Linked DNA regions of Homo sapiens: region 2 is linked to region 1. The links are chromatin contacts, found by Hi-C or POLR2A ChIA-PET in ENCODE. All regions are on one chromosome and are shown on one strand. The core of a region is the stretch at or near the end of the contact, and the rest is flanking DNA. Distances in the headings are between cores, read along the strand shown.

Region 1 (5,468 bases), core at 564-3,063:
TGCCTCAGCCTCCTGAGTAGCTGGGATTACAGGCATGTGCCACCATGCCCGGCTAATTTTTATATTTTTTAGTGGAGATGGGGTTTCCCCAGGTTGGCAAGGCTGGTCTTGAACTCCTGACTTCAGGTGAGCCACCCGCCTCGGCCTCCCAAAGTGCTGAGATTACAGCTGTGAGCCACCGCACCCGGCCTCAAATTTCAAATAATTCTTATCAACATGAAAGTTTGACCTTCTTTTTTAGACCATAAAGGAGCATTTCACTGATGTGCATATTTATCTTTAAGACCCTTTTCATTGTAAGTGATGCCAACTGAATTCAAACCAGCTTAGGCGAGAAGAGCTCCGTGCAGGCCCAGGTGAGCACACTGCAGGAAAGGCAGACATAGTGTTCACATGAGGAGGGTGCGGGCCCAGAAGCTTCGCTCCACCACGACTCTGTGTGTCCTGAGTGTCCCCTCACTGTCACACACTGGGACAACACAATGGTCTCAGCTGGACTGCTGGGGTTTGAGGCTTCTTAGAGGCTTTCCTCCGCAGGAGCCCTGTCTATCAACAGCCGCCAGGCCCACGCCCTAAAAATTCCAAGAGTGTGGAGGAACGTGGATTTTCTCTCCGAGGTCCTGCTTAAAAAATCTCAAGGAAGAACTCATTGGTGAACTTTGGGTCCCACAGACCCTACACCAGGTCCTAGAACTGGTCCCTTCAGGAGAACAGAGCGGCAGAGGGGGGAGATTTATCAGAGTAATGGCAGAGAGAGAGGCTGACAAAAAGCATGAGACCCTCAGAGGCAACCAGGCCCTCATAAATGCTCCATGAGTCAGGTGTCTAGGAATGCAAAAGATGCAGCCAGGCGGGTGGCTCATGCCTGTAATCCCAGCACTTTGGGAGGCTGAGGCAGGTGGATCACAAGGTCAGGAGATCAAGACCATCCTGGCCAACATGGTGCAAACCTGTCTCTACTAAAAATTCAAAAAATTAGCCGGGCATGGTGGCGGGTGCCTGTAGTCCCAGCTACTCAGGAGGCTGAGGTTGGAGAATCGCTTGAACCCGGCAGGTGGAGGTTGCAGTGAGCCGAGATCGCGCCACTGCACTCCAGCCTGGGTGACAGAGCAAGACTCCGTCTCAGAAAAAAAAAAAAAAAAAAAAAAAAGATGCTGCAGGCTGGACATCACGGCCACGGTCGGTAACGTACATAAGGCTTGCCTTGAGACAGAGCTTGTTGTGAAAACCCATCTGTTCATTGATCTCAGAGGGGGATCCTGGGATGTAAAGGTTTCTTCATCCAGCAGCCAGGAGTGCTTCTGCTGGCTGCCCCTGCTGCATCAGGCAACAGTCTCGTCCCCCCCGGGAATGAGTTTAAAGAGGCAGGGCCATGCCGGGAAGGAAGCAGCTAACCCGGTCCTCGGGGAATGATTTCATTCTGGGGATTGATGAAAACAAACAAGTGTCTCTTTCAAACTGCTGTGCTGCGGTGGACTTTACAAAATTTCCACCATCTAAATCAGTTACAAAGTTGGGTGAACTATATATTTATTTATTTATTTATTTATTTATTTATTTTGCGTGTGTGTCACTCCGTGGAGTGACTTCCTCACACTTGCAAGTTCATTTCTAGTCCATCAGCTCTGTCTAGAAGTTCTAAAAAAGATCTTTTTAATAAATTCTGCTAAACATTGCAGAGGAATGGTTTGTTTTCGTTTGTCGTGAACTGTACAGGCCCACCTCCAGGCCTCTGGGGAACCATATGAGGCATTTTCCAAAGTTATTTCCAGAATAAACAAGGCTTGAGAGGCCAGCCTCGCTCAACCACGGCCCACAGCTTCACTTCTCTGCTCCAGGCGGGAGGAGAAACCCCTGACCTTCTGTAAATATTTCAACACAAGCAGTTCTCTGCGGGATTAGAATTTGTGTTTTTGAGTCAACTCTAAAACAGACCCAGAAAAGGCACCTTTCTGATTGTTCTATTGATATTGAAAAGTTTCAACTTTATGGTTTTTATGGCTGTTCAAGGAATTTCACATTCCAAGACCCTGGGGCAGAAAGGGCACAAAAGGAGAGTCTAAATGATTAGATGGTAGGGCCTGTTTTTACTCAGCCATGAACAAGGAAGGTCCCAGAAAAACTCTACGTGATTGAGAAATACTTTTGGCCACCAGCGCAACCTGCTAATTGGGAACACCCAATGCCCTTAATATGAAGCCTAAAAAATGAGATGGTGTCATCATCCAGGTTGTGGGGCGTGGAGGGGCCTTGGTGAGCTCAAAAGAGCACATCTGCCCGAAAAGACAGCCCTGCCCAGCGCCAGACACCTGGTGCCAATGCACACTGTCACGACACCATCTGACTTTTTAAAAGAGAAACAAGGAATCTCTAAGTTTTTGTTTTTTGAGACAGAATCTTGACTCTGGCACCCAGGCTGGAGTGCAGTGGCGCGATCTTGGCTCACTGCAACCTCTGCCTCCCACAGGTGATTCTCGTGCCTCACCTCCTGAGACTACAGATGTGCGCCACCACGCCTGGCGAATTTTTTGTATTTTTAGTAGAGACGGGGTTTCGCCATGTTGGCCAGGCTGGTCTTGAAATCCTGGCCTCAAGTGATCCGCCTGCCTCAGCCTCCCAAAGTGTGGGATTATAGGCATGAGCCACTTCACCCGCCCTCTAAGTTTTTAATATCGTAAACTAAAATTTAAGAGGTTAAGCGCCAACAACTCTGACCCCTCAAAGTTCTGGTCTTCCCATAATGACTTCTTGAATTTTTTTTCTGAAATCTCAAACATTCTTCTGATCCTGCCTTGGTGTGACACACGTGTCATCTGTATCGTCCCACATGTGGCCGGCCATGGCATGCACAGAGGCACCAGTGGGGAACCGACTCTCCAAAGAGACTCAGGCCTTGGGACTCACAGGCAGGCGCGTCTGGCATCCAGTGTTACATTCTGTGGTGTCATTGCCTTCTGTGATTCCAAAGCGTGCAGCGGTGTCCTGCTGAAAGTTACTGCCTGGTCAGAGCTCACCCCGAGAGGGATGGGAGGGAAAGGTCTGGGAAGCAGCAGAGGTAGCCTGCAGGAATCCAGGAGGTGAAGTCTGGAATCAGAGCACAAGGGCTGGCTCACATGGATTTGCAGACAAGGAAGTGGCCCTGGGGAGAACAGCCTAGAAGTGAATAGAGCTTCCTGCAGCCAGGCAGGTAGGCGCGAGGATGACTGCAATCCCATCATCAAGGAAAGTGTGACATCACAGCCAGCAAGCTCTGAACACTGGGGCTACTGAAAAAAATTAAGACACATAGACTGTGTCAGGCCCAGAGGCCAACTGAGCCAGCCTATTCACTGTCAGGCCGGGAGGCCGGCTGAGCCGGCTCTATTCACTATCAGGTCCCATTCACTGTCTCTGTTTCCCATATTCCTTGCTACTCCCAACCTTGTTTCCCCTGGTGGTGTCCACACTCAAGCTCTGCAATGATTTACCCATGCTGATGAGTGAAGAAATGCAACCCAAAGCCTCTTCGGTGCCCAATAATGGCCTAAGATGTTCACATCATATACTAGTTCTGTGCTGTTTGAATTTTTTTTTTTTTTTGAGGCAGGGTCTCACTCTGTTGCCCAGGCTGGAGTGCAGCGGCGTGTGCATAGCTCATTGCAGCCTCAAACTCCTAGGCTCAAGCTATCTTTGCGCCTTCGCCTCTTGAGTAGCTGAAATTACAAGGGCTCACCACCATGCCCAGCTAATGTTTAAATTTTTTATAGAGATGGGGTCTTGCTGTGCTGCCCTGGGCTCACACAATCTACCTGCCTTGGTCTCCCAAGGTGCTGGGACTACAGGTGTGAGCCACTGCACCCAGCCTTGATTTTTTAATTAACTAGTAGACTTTATTATTTTTTTAATAGTTTTAGGTGTACAGGAAAAGCAGAGCCAAAAGTACAGAATTCCCATATGCCCCAACTCAGTTCCCCTGTTATTAACACTTTGCATGAGTGTGGCATGTTCGTTACAATTGCTGAGCCAATCAGCACTATTAAGTAAAGTCCACAGTTCACATTAGTTTCATTCTTGGTGTTATATGTTCTATGAATTTGGACAAATGCATATTGACATAAATCCACTGATTATAGTATCATACAGAGTGTCTTCACTGCCCTAAAAATACTCTGTGGTCTATATGTGCTCTTTTTTTTTTTTTTTTTTGGAGACAAGAGTCTCGCTGTGTTGCCCAGGCTGGAGTGCAGTAGCATGATCTCATCTGGGCTCACTGCAACCTCCAACTCCTAGGTTCAAGCGATTCTCCTGCCTCAGCCTCCTGAGTAGCTGGGATCACAGGCATGTGCCACCATGCCTGGCCAATGCCTGTATTTTTAGAAGAGACAGCGTTTTGCCATATTGGCCAGGCTGGTCTCAAACCCCTGACCTCAGGTGATCCACCCATCTCGGCCTCCCAAAGTGCTAGGATCACAGGCGTGAGCCACCGTGCCCGGCTACATGCGCTTTTTATTTGGTAACTTATTCAATTTTTAAATTATTTTTTAAATATTTCCCCCCAAAAGTCAGTGTAGAGTCATCTTAAAATACACACACACACAACTGTAATCTCAGTGTGCTTGGCAGAAATCTAAGATGTAACCCGCCCCACCAAATTTCCAGGCCCCTGATATACACATACCGTCTTCCAGTTATCCAACCAAACGTGAATCTAGGTACTGCTGTGAAAAGGAGCTGCAATGTAATTAAGGTCCCAAATCAGTTGACATGAAAATAGAGAAAATACTCAGTGGGCCTGACCTAGTGACATGAGCCCTTTCAAGGCAGACAGTTTTCTCCAGATGGTCACAGAACAGGCAGTCGGGGCGGCACGGGAGGATTCTGTGCACCCCTGCTGGCCTGAACGGGCCGCGTGGTAGGGATGTGGGCGGCTTCTGGGTGCTGAGAACAGTCCCCAGCTGACAGGCAGCAAGGAAAGGGGACCTCAGTCTTGTAATACAAAGGACTGAATTTTGCCAACAAGAATGAGCCCAGAAGTGGATTTTCCTCAGCAAACGAACGCAGGAACAGAAAACAAAACACCACATGTTCTCACTTATAAGTGGGAGCTGAATGCTGAGAATACATGGGCACATGGAGGGGAACAACACACACGGGGCCCTGCGGGGATAGGGGGAGGGGGAGCGTCAGGAAGAATAGCTAATGGATCCTGGGCTTAATAACTAGGTGATGGGATGATCTGTGCAAAACCACCATGGCACACATTGCCCTATGGAACAAACCTGCACATCCTGCACATGTACCCCTGAACTTAAAATAAATTGAAGATTAAAAAAAAACAAAAAAAGTGCATTTTCCTCTACAGCCTTGAGACAAGAACTCAACCTGGTCAATACCTTGATGTCCTGAGGCTTATGATATCCTGAGAAGAAAATCCAGCCACACCAGGACAGGCCTCTGACCCACACAACTGTGAGCTCATGAATGGGTGT
Region 2 (5,620 bases), core at 946-3,445, 55 kb after region 1:
AGTGGCTCACGCCTGTAATCCCAGCACTTTGGGAGGCAGAGGCAGGTGGATCACTTGAGGTCAGGAGTTCGAGACCAGCCTGGCCAACACAGCAAAACCCTGTCTCTACTAAAAATACAAAATTTAGCTGGGTGTGGTGGCGGGCACCGGTAGTCCCAGCTACTCGGGAGGCTGAGGCAACGAATAACTTGAACCCCCGCGGCGGAGATTGCAGTGAGCCGAGATTGCACCACTGCACTCCAGCCTGGGTGACAGAGCAAGACTCTGTCTAAAAAATAAAAAATATGAACTAATAAACATATTTTTCAATTAAACAATAAAAGCCTTTGAAAACTACTAAAGCACTAAAAAAACAATAATAATGAAATTTAAAAATTAGCCTTAAAGAACCAGAAAGCAGCCTCTGAAAACCCCATCCTGGTCACAGTGCTGACAGCACTCCAGAGTCCCGAAGCAAATCTGCTGTCCTCAAAGACAGGACGCAGATCTCTCCTAAAGCTGCAGGTCCCGACCTCCCCGGTGATGAGGCTGAATTACAGCCTAATTAAAGCCAAAGAAGAAGGCTTTGTCTCTGTCTTCTCCCAAGAGATGGAAAGGAAAAGCTGGAATTGCAATTTGCAGGATAGCCTAGCCCAAGCTGTAACTCCCGCACCATCCTCTGAAGTAAAAGCTAAGTATCTAAAGGGAAGGCTTTAATGGAAATATAAGACCCTGAAACAATGCCAAAGAAGGCTGTTTTAGAAAAATGACAGAGTACACATATCCTTTAAATCCAGTAACATTCCCTTTTAGCAGCAATTGGTGTCATCAAGCAATAATGGGAATAAGCAAAAGCACACAGGCTTCCAAGTCAGACAGACTGCCACCATTTAGTAGCTGTGTGACCTTGGGCCAGTTACCTAACCTCTCTGACACCTCATTTTCTTCATCTGCAAAATGGTGATAATTATACCTACTTTTAAAAGATTATGGTATAAAGGTTAAATGAAATAATATATGTAAATGCACAATGCCTGGCACACAATAACCTCCAATAAACAGTCACTACAATCGTTTGCCTGAAGATTCTTCGTTGGCTTTGCATTTCTAATAAATAAATAAATGTTTCGAGACTTTCTTTTTTCTTTTTACCACCAAGTGAGGCAAAGCTGACTCTGCTTTCTGTCCAACCCTACTTTTTTTTTTTTTTTTTTTTTGAGACAGGCTGGAATGCAGTGGTGCCCTCATGGCTCCCTGCAGCCTTGACTTCCTGGGCTCAAGCAATCCTCCCACCTCTGCCTCCCAAGTAGCTGGGATCACAGGCGTCAGCCACCATGCCCCGCCAATTTTTGTATTTTTTTGTAGAGATATTTGCCTTGGCTCCTATCTCATCTCTTGATTTGAATCATAACAAAAATAGAAGCAAAAATCCTTGAGTGCCAACTCATGGGTCCTGAATACAAACAAGAAGGTGAGACTTCCATAAATGAAGCAACTAGAACGAGGTTTTAAAAACGTATCTCTGAGCCAGGCACAGTGGCTCATGCCTATAATCCCAGCACTTTGGGAGGCTGAGACACGAGGATCACTTGAGCCCACGAGTTGGAGACCAGCCTGGGCAACAGAGTGAGACCCTGTCTCTACAAAAAAAAAAAAAAAAAAAAAAAAACTTAAAAAAATAGATAGGCATGGTGGCACACGCCTGAGGTCCCAGCACTCTGGGCGGCTCAGGAGAGAGGGTCACTTGAGGACAGGAGTTTGAGACCAGCCTGAGCAACATAGCAAGACCCCATCTCTATGAAATAAAAATAAATAAATCATAAATAAAAACTGTATGGTCCAGGCTGGGTACAGTGGCTCACACCTGTAATCCCAGTGCACTTTGGGTGGCCGAGGCGGGTGGTTCACTTGAGGCCAGTAGTTTGAGACCAGCGTGGCCAACATGGTGAAACCCTGTCTCTACTAAAAATACAAAAAAATTAGCCAGGCGCGTGCCTGTAATCCCAACTACTCAAGAGGCTGAGGCAGGAGAATCACTTGAACCCAGGAGGTGGGAGGCAGAGATTGCAGTGAGCCAAGATGGCGCCACTGTACTTCAGCCTGGGCCACAGAGTGAGACTCCGTCTCAAAAAAACAATAATAAACCTGTATAGTCCAGTCCTAGATTATGTGATGTAGACTGAAATACTATGGTGATTCACAAGTGGCAAAATGTGATATGGGTTAGAGCAGTGACTCACAAACTTTCTGTGATAAAGGGTCACTTCTTTCGTTTTACTTTGTTTGGTTTGGTTTTATTTTGTTTTGTTTTAATTTCCACCCCTTCAGGAACCAAAAATCAGTCCTATTGCCCATGACTTTAACACAGCTCACGCAGCATGCAACTCATCACAAGTTCAACAGCATCCAAAGGGGTCCATGCCCCGTCAAGACTAATTCCCTGATCATATGCTTGGGTGTTGGGGACAAATGCTCAATTGCTAAAAAGTCTCTTACCCTTATTTACTTTCGATTTCTGCGTTCCTCTTGTCACAAACCGTAACAAGCAGATTCCGAACTAGTTCTAAACTAGTAGTTCGCAAACTACTCTGTGAGTTTGTCCTGATCTGGATGTAAAGGGTCGGATTTTGGTTCTCAGAGGAGCATCCCAGAAGGAGCAGTGGAAGACAAAGCCAGGTCCTAGAGGCTGGAAGAAACCCTGCATGTACTTGGTATCATTATTTTTATCACAGCTCAGTACAAATCAGTAGAATTTGGGGTGGGGTATAAGATACAGCAAGAACCTCTATATTTCATAAAATGAGGGGAAAATTATTTCAGTAAGGATCCCAAAAACAACAAAAAGAAGAAACACACATGAGGGTGTTTCCAAACCACCATCTATCTCACTGGCTTAGCAGCAGCAGCTGAGGAGTGGAAGCCAGAAGTACATTCCCATGGAGGAAAGTAAACACTTCATGTTTGCACATCCATCTCAGGAATCCTCTTAGTCACTGAAGGAAAGCAGACAGGAGTGAGTCCAAGGTTTTGGTCAAACCCTGCCTGGCATGAACTAATGAGCTCAGGCTCAGGCCATACTGCCTGGGTTCAGATCCTGGCTCATCCATTTCCTAGCTGTGTAGCCTGGGGCAAGTTGCTTGACCTCTCTTTGCTTCTATTTCCTCAGCCATAAGGTGGGAACTACCCTTCATCAAAGAGTAGCTGTGAGGACTGAAGGAGGCAACGCATGTAAGTCCTTTAGAACAAAGCCTATTACATTGGAAGTGTTATTATTATTATTATTATTATTATTATTATTATTATTGAGACAGAGCCTCGCTCTGTTGCCTAGGCTGGAGTGCAGTGGTACAATCTAGGCTCACTGCAGCATCCGCCTCCTGGGTTCAAGCGATTCTCCTGCCTCAGCCTCCCATGCAGCTGGGATTACAGGTGAGCACCACAACACCAGGCTAATTTCTGTATTTTTAGTAGAGACAAGGTTTCACCATGTTGTCCAGGCTGGTCTGGAACTCCTGACCTCAGGTGATCCGCCCACCTTGGCCTCCCAAAATGCTGGGATTACAGGTGTGAGCCACCACGCCCTGCCATTATTATTATTATTCGGAGACAGGGTCTTGCTCTGTTACCCAGGCTGCAGTGCAGTGGTGCGATCGTGGCTTACTGCAGCCTAGGCTTCCCAGGCTCAAGTGATCCTCCCAGCTCAGCCTCCTGAGTAGCTGGAACCACAGGCACACACCACCATGCCCGGCTAATTTTTTTATTTTTATTTTTTGTAGAGACAGGGTCTTGTTATGTTGCCCAGGTTTATTTTTTATTTTTTATTTTTTTTGAGACAGAGTCTCACTCTTTTGAGTTGCTCAGGCTGGAGTGCAATGGCGCCATTTCAGCTCACTGCAACCTCCGCCTTCCGGGTTCAAGCAATTCTTCTGCCTCAGCCTCCCAAGCAGCTGGGATTACAGGTGCCCACCACCAAGCCTGGCTAACTTTTTGTACTTTTAGTAGAGACAGGATTTCATCATGTTGGCCAAGCTGGTCTCAAACTCCTGACCTAAGGTGATCCACTCGCCTCGGCCTCCCAAAGTGCTGGGATTACAGGCATGAGCCACTGCACCTGGCCCCAGGTTGACCTTGAATTCCTGGGCTCAAGTGATCCTCCAGCCTCGACCTCCCAAAGTGTTGGGATTCCAGGTGTAAGCCACTACGCCCAGCCAGCTATTACTAGTACTGCTACTACTGCTACTATTACTATTTTTATTAGGCTTTTTTCTTCTTGCAGGTTCATTCCCAAGACCAATTTTAGAAGTATTTAAGAAGTCCTAGTCTAATTCAGCAGCTCAGATGATGAACCCCTGATATTCAAAAGCCCTAAGTCTGAACAGAGCCTCTAGGAATTACTGTTTCATTGGCCCCCTTCTCGCAGTTAGTTGCTACTCACATCCTTCAAAGCCCTGATCAAATCTCACCTTCTCAATTAAGCTGTATTAATTAGAAATTGTGTATAACTGCACGGAATAGAAACCCATCTCCTCGACCAGAGGCAGGGTCTCACACTTGTAATCCCAACACTCTGGGAGGTTGAGGTAGGATTGTCTGAAGCCAGGAGTTTGAGACCAGCCTGAGCAACAAAGCAAGACCCCTGTCTCTACAAAGAAAATAATAATAATAATAAAAGAAACCCACCTACTGTGGCAGAATGAAAAAGGAGCACATTGTCATCACTTAACAAGAAGTCAGGACAGAAAGACCAGGTCTGGGCCGGGCACGGTGGCTCACGCCTCTTAGTACTTTGGCAGGCCGAGGTGGGAGGATCACTTGAGCCCAGGAGTTCAAGACCAACCCGAGCAATACAGTGAGACCCTATCTTTACAAAAAGAAATTTAAAAATTAGCCGGGCGTGGTGGCACATTCCTGTGGTCCCAGCTACTCAGAAGGCTGAGGTGGAAGGATTGCATGACCCTGGGAAGTTAAGGCTGCAGTGAGCTGTGATTGCACCACAGCACTCCAGCCTGGGCGACAGAACAAGACCCTGTCTCAAAAAAAGAAAAAAAAAAAACAAAAAAGAAAGAAAGAAATATTTACATGCCTTATAAGGTTAATGTTATGAAGAATATGTCAAAAGAAAACCAAGAAGCAATGGGAAAATATGTTGGGTAAGAGCTTGATACATGTGGTGACAGAAATGCCAGAACCTTAGTATTCATATGGGATCGACTTCAAGATCATGAGAACAGAAAAATGTCAAATAGGGGAATCCCAGGAATATGAACTGTGTTATTTGGTAATAAACATGGGAGATGGAGATAATGAGATGAGAGGTGGGGACACATTTATTTGGTTGTGTTTGTCTTTTTCTTTTCTTCTCCTGGTTCTCTCTTCCCAGTAAAAGAGGGACATGTTTATATAAAGTGAATTAAACTACTCAAGGAAACTCACTGACCAATACAAGCTTTTTTTTTTTTTTTAATTTTTTAGACTGAGTTTCTCTCTTGTTTTGCAGGCTGGAGCGCAATGGCACAGTCTCGGCTCACTGCACCTTCCACCTCCTGGGTTCAAGCGATTCTCCTGCCTCAGCCTCCCCAGTAGCTGGGATTACAGGAGCCTATCACCACACCCGGCTAATTTTTATATTTTTAGTAGAGAT

The links. A loop is a pair of places that touch in the nucleus more often than their neighbours do. ChIA-PET counts read pairs that join two places held with the same protein, here RNA polymerase II (POLR2A). Pooled maps may share reads with other maps.
Region 2: a loop to region 1 is called in a map of chondrocyte, with 3 times the contacts of the local background. The contact joins two enhancer-like sites. A Hi-C loop is called at or near these places in 10 of 168 maps with a recorded cell type or tissue (Caco-2, PC-9, aorta and 7 more) and 8 of 50 pooled maps. POLR2A ChIA-PET finds 5 or more read pairs at or near these places in 10 of 52 experiments (AG04450, BJ, HCT116 and 7 more).

Annotation. Positions count from the first base shown.
Region 1 is chr1:8,113,441-8,118,908 of GRCh38, reverse strand. All of the region lies in intron 2 of ERRFI1-DT (ERRFI1 divergent transcript), which reads right to left. Among named protein-coding and RNA genes, the nearest start is that of ERRFI1-DT, 90 kb to the right of the region's middle. RefSeq lists an enhancer at 2,815-3,315. Within about 2 kb of position 1,813, at least 23 of the 41 ENCODE cell types and tissues checked have a DNase peak (open chromatin) inside an H3K27ac peak, as active enhancers do; they include PC-9, ascending aorta, endothelial cell of umbilical vein and 1 more, where a contact is called at or near this core.
Region 2 is chr1:8,058,771-8,064,390 of GRCh38, reverse strand. All of the region lies in intron 2 of ERRFI1-DT (ERRFI1 divergent transcript), which reads right to left. Among named protein-coding and RNA genes, the nearest start is that of ERRFI1-DT, 35 kb to the right of the region's middle. Within about 2 kb of position 2,195, at least 17 of the 41 ENCODE cell types and tissues checked have a DNase peak (open chromatin) inside an H3K27ac peak, as active enhancers do; they include PC-9, ascending aorta, endothelial cell of umbilical vein and 1 more, where a contact is called at or near this core.